Regions from separate parts of the Homo sapiens genome. Here region 2 is linked to region 1. Evidence: chromatin loops called from intact Hi-C (ENCODE). Cell type or tissue: CD14-positive monocyte. All regions are shown on one strand.

Region 1 (2,500 bases):
CTTCTTCTGTCCCTTAATGTTTCAATAAACATGCTTTGTGTAAAGTTAAACATGAGAATAAATAAAACAAACCAAAAAACACAAGATAGGTACGGAAGACAGCACCCAACCTGCCCGCAGGGGCTGGACAGATCCCCACCTCACCTGGCTAACCCCACGGAAGAAGGCCTCCTCGGCGAGGCGGGCTGGCCCATCCACTGTCTTGCCGTCATCCTCGGGGCCCCAGCTGGCACTGTAGATGTGGATGTGGTTGGGGTTCAGGCCCAGCGAGCGTGCCTCCACTGCATCTGTCACCTCGCCATCCAGCATGCGCACCCCTGGCCGTGAAGGGGGGGCACGAAGAGGGATGCTGCATGGGTCCAGCTGTCAGGGCCCCCACCCCAAGGAGCACACCCAGCCCTGCACCCCAGGGGATGAGTAAGGGAAGGGTGGAGGCTGATGCTGAGAAACCCTGAACCCCCAACTACCTGTTTGCCTCTGCCTTTCAAAGACAAGACCCAGAGAAGGAAAAAGAGAACACCTCCTGCCCCCAACCACACATTCAGGACTAGAAAGAGTCTCTGGTTCCCAAAAGAGCCTGGTGATCAAGGATCTGCCACGTGAGGACTCACAGTGGGTCGTGAGGATTTCAGGAGACTCCTGCTAGGAAACCCTCACTCCACAGGGGTCCAGCTCTTTCAGTCTTTGACCCTTTGGGAACCCTCCATGGAACAGCCACGTGATCAAAGGATCCACAGTGGGAAAGTGGCAGGCATTGGCCAGATGGGAAGTGGGCGGGAAAAATTCCACTGAAGGGCCCTCCTGAAGACAGGGTGGCCCAGGCCCACACTCACCTCCAATGCGGGCGTTGTAGGCCACACCTACACCACAGACACCGTTGTTGGCCACCGCAGCCACTTCCCCCGCACACCGTGTGCCGTGCCTGCCAGGGCCAAGCACGTAGCATGAGTAGAACAAATGGGGTGAACAGGGCCCGGCAGATGTGGCCTGAGGAGCACGAGGGATCCGCACATCCGACACCCATCATCCCCTGAGTACCCAGCCCCCATCTCCCACACTCCACTGGGCCTGTGGCCATCTCCACTCTGACCGAGCCCTCCCTCAGAGCCCCAGGTGGGCCAGGACTGTGGGAAAAGCCTCAGCCTTTTAGGCAAGGCACATCTCACCCAGGCTCAGCCCTGTTCCTTAGTGGAAGAAAGGAGAAGGGAGGCAGAGACCGGGGCCTGCCACTTCTTACCTGTTGTCATTCATCTGTGTGTACCGAGGCTGGGGGTCAGGGTCCTGGTCATTGACATCAAAACTGGCCCCAGGATCCTAAGAAGGATTTGGCCACCATCAGGAGAAGGCTGACCTCACTGATAGAACAAGACAGCCTCTAGACACACCTCAGCAGGGATCACGGCCTCCCTCCCCGACTTCCTCACATAATTGCCTGCCAAGTCCGGGTGGTTCTTCTCGATGCCATCGTCCAGAATGGAGACCACAATGCCGTGCCCTGTGTAGCCCTGCGCCCAGGCCGCCTTCACATTCAGGTCCCGCTGAGTGACACCAGACTGTGGAGACACCCACCCCATCACTTATGAGACATGATTGGTTTTGTGAGGCTAGGAGCATCTTGAAGAATCCCTTTGCCCCCGTAAAACCTCCTCCTGTACCATCCCTGCTCCTGAAAGGCCGCCACTGGCTGTCTGGACTCCATGGGAATGTAGAGGACTCTGGGAGGGCCACCCCCAGGCTTGCTTATTAGGATGGGCCAAGGAGAGACTGCCCAGCAGGAGGAAAGGAAACGAATCAGAGGAGGCCTCGAAGACAGCCTCCTCCATCCAAGAGCTCATAGTGGGTGGATGGTGCATCTGGGGAGGAGGTCCCAGCAGCGAAGAAGGCCACGTACCAGGTACCACTGCTGAGGAAACTTGGGGTCTGTGGGCTCCTGGTACACGTCCCGTTTAGTCCGTCGCTTTGCCACCTGCTGTTCCAGCCACTGTACCTGTGGGGGAGTGAGGGAGAGATGGTGTGGGTGGAGCAGGAGGCGAGAGGGGCTCCTGAGAGCAGGAGGGGGAGGGTGGCAGCAGGAGGGGGCTGGGGCCACACTCACTTGAGGCTCCCTCTGCAGCCGGCTGTGCCGCGGGCGGTGAGGCGACAGGGACCGCTTCGTCACTCCTCGATGCCAGAAGTGGTAATAGTCCCCGAAGATCTGCAATAGAGCAGGGAGACTGAGCTGGGCTTTCCATCTGTCAGTCCCCGGGAGGCGGGGGACGGGGGTGGACAACGGCTTCATGGGAGGCTCGCCACGGTCGGGGGTGCGGGGCATCTGCTCCCTGTCCGGGACCCAGCAAAATGCGGGGACCATGAGGACTCACTCTCACTGGGATATGCTGCTTGCCTGAACCACCTGTGCTTTGCTCATGGCCACCCAGAACATGCCGGCTACCCAGATGCCCCTGAGCAAACAAGGCCAACAGCTCCTGCTCCCAGAATCCCTGTCTTCTCTGGTCCCACC
Region 2 (2,500 bases), 59 kb after region 1:
GGGGCCACCCCTCTCTGAGCCCGAGCAGGGCTCTGGGCAGAAGTCCAGGAGTCTCTCAGTGTCTCTGATGTCCTTCCTTCTAGGCGGGGGTTTCAGATCTGGTAGTGGTGGCTCTTCAGACCCTTACTCCGCATCAGCAGTTCCCGGGGCACCATTGCCACCTCCCACCCCAAGAGTCCCTGCTCCAGGTTCTATCCTACCAAGGAAAGTCTTCCCTACAGGAAGCAGGGACCTGAGCTCTCTGCTCCACTCCTGGCCCAGGCATAGTGCCAGGGCCTGACCTTCATGGGGCCTTGTGGCTCCTGGCAGGGACTGAGTAGATGGGGCCAGGACAGGCAGATGCCTGTGGCCTGTGTGTGTGACAGGCCCTGTGTGTGGGACCCATGGGGACAGACAGGCTCTCTGGGGTGAACTCCCACATCCTGAATAGATCTGAGCCTAGAGACCATCAGAGTGCCATCCTGGCACCTTCCCAGGCGTCACCGAACCCTCTGTGGGGCCGTGGATCCCGGCACCTTCCCAGGCGTCACCGAACCCTCTGTGGGGCCGTGGAACCCGGCACCTTCCCAGGCGTCACCGAACCCTCTGTGGGGCCGTGGATCCCGGCACCTTCCCAGGCGTCACCGAACCCTCTGTGGGGCCGTGGAACCCGGCACCTTCCCAGGCGTCACCGAACCCTCTGTGGGGCCGTGGAACCACACAGTTGAGGTGTGGCGATGCCAAAACCTCGACCTTGACCTTGGCTAGCTGCAGGGACAGCCTCAGGCCTGTGCGGGGACGCCTCACCATGGCTGGGGCTTTCTGGACTCTACTTCGGGCTTCTGTCTACCTTCTTGTCCTGTCCTTCTTCCCAGTGGTGACCCTGTGGGGCAGGGTACACAGCCCACCCCAACCAGGGAGGGTTTTCTCCCTTCCTCCTTCGTCTCCTGCCAACAGGGAGCGTGGGCCAGCCGAGAAGCCTTTCCGAGAAGCAGAGTGAGTGCGTTTTGGAAAGCAGGAGCCTACTGCATGCCGAGGGGCTTGTCCCCGAAGTCCTGGGTCTGCCCTGCACAGCTGCAGAGTTGAGCCCCTGCCTCCTAGTGGTTGCTGCACTCATGAACTGGAGCACCTAGCAGGGTCTGGGCCAGGCTCGGGGCCCCTGGGTGCGCCCCACCAGCTGGCTTCTCTGAGCCCTGGCTTTGAGGACACACGGGGCTGTGCCAGCTGCACGGAGGGAGAAGTGGCTGCTGGAGCCCCTGGGGATTCCTCCCCAGCTGCCACAGAAGACCCATCGCCCATTGTCTCTGCCCAGAGGCCTCTGCCAGCGGCGGGTCCCAGGCTGGGGGAGGTTGACAGCTGCTGCCTGCTGCTCCCCACCCAGGCAGCAGCTCCCAGCCAGAGAAAGAGCCGGGCTGGGACTCTGGGAGCCTCCAAAGGACAGGGTGGGCCTCGGGGCCTCAGAGCAGTTCCAGACGGCTGCAGGAGTGGGAGAAGCAGCAGTTTCTCAAGAAGAGCGAGAAGGCTTGGACCACAGCCTCCGCTTCCTCTTCTGGAGAAAAGCCACAGCTCAGCGATGCTGGCTGATAATTCTGCAGCCTCTGTCCCTGGAGCCTGCAGCAGAGGCTGGGAGTTTCGAACAGGTGACAGCAGGTGGCCCCTGAGGCTCTGGGTGGAAAGCGGGGTTGGGAGAAGAGGTTGGATAGTTCAGGGAAAGAGCTCAGATTCTTGATGCCACTGAACTTGTTGTCTGAACTGGAGCACTTTTGAGAATGAAAATAAACTGTGTTAATTATCACACCAGGACAATGGATGTAAACTGGGACTCCAGGGCAAATCGAGATGTGTGTTACCCTACTTACTACCACCTCCCAGCTGCGTGGATTTGGGCAAGTTACATAACCTCTCTGAATTCTGGTTTCTGCATAAAAAAGGCCAACATCATGTGCCTGCCTCCCAGGGCTGCGGGAGGGATGGAAGAAGTGAATTACCTGAGTTCCCAAAACAGCCCTTGGCATGGAGCCGGTGGGGTGAGGGGCTCTCCGTGCTTGTTCTTTTCCTCTGAGAGTAGTGGGTTCTCTGTCCCTGGAGGTGAGCAAGGGCCTGCCTGCCAGCGTTCTGTAGTGTGAGGGCCTCAGCAGGGCATATGTGCAGCTACAGAGCCAGATTCCAATCCTGCCTGTGCCCTCCAGAAGGATGGCAAGTGAGTGTGGGAGAGTCAGGCCTTCGTGTACCTAGGGGAGGATGGGCCCGTGATGGGTCCCAGGCTGGCACTCCTTGGTGGACTTGTGCCCTCTCCTATCCCAGGTGGTGGCGATTTGTGCCATGGAGGGCCACCAGCAGGGCCCAGCCCAGAGCAGCTTTGCTGTATCATGGACCGGTCTTTGGCTTCAAAGCCTTGGCATCAGTTCAGGGAAAGTTTGCCTGCTCCTGCCCTCCTGGGGTTGCGCTGGGCGAATGCAGAGCTTCCCTGGGGGTCTGAGAGGACTGGAAGATGAGCTGGAGGAAGGAGGCCGCTTGCATT

Evidence for each region. Peaks named below come from ENCODE experiments on the same cell type or tissue, not always from the same donor. Only the 100,000 strongest peaks of a DNase experiment are listed, where the experiment ranks them.
Region 2: a loop joins it to region 1, with 2.3 times the contacts of the local background. A loop is called at or near these places in 22 of 110 quality-filtered maps.

What each region holds. Positions count from the first base shown.
Region 1 is chr15:90,875,949-90,878,448 of GRCh38, reverse strand. It overlaps FURIN (furin, paired basic amino acid cleaving enzyme), which reads right to left. Exons shown (of 16, transcript NM_002569.4): 3 at 2,096-2,194; 4 at 1,892-1,987; 5 at 1,425-1,553; 6 at 1,238-1,314; 7 at 834-922; 8 at 145-317. Among named protein-coding and RNA genes, the nearest start is that of FES, 7.3 kb to the left of the region's middle. In CD14-positive monocyte, no CTCF peak of the experiment used is centred here; no DNase peak of the experiment used is centred here.
Region 2 is chr15:90,817,406-90,819,905 of GRCh38, reverse strand. No RefSeq gene overlaps it. Among named protein-coding and RNA genes, the nearest start is that of FURIN, 50 kb to the left of the region's middle. RefSeq lists an enhancer at 1,844-2,500. In CD14-positive monocyte, CTCF peaks have their summits at 856 and 1,055 (motif pointing left); DNase peaks (open chromatin) are centred at 1,085 and 1,495; H3K4me3 peaks cover 900 bases; H3K27ac peaks cover 734 bases.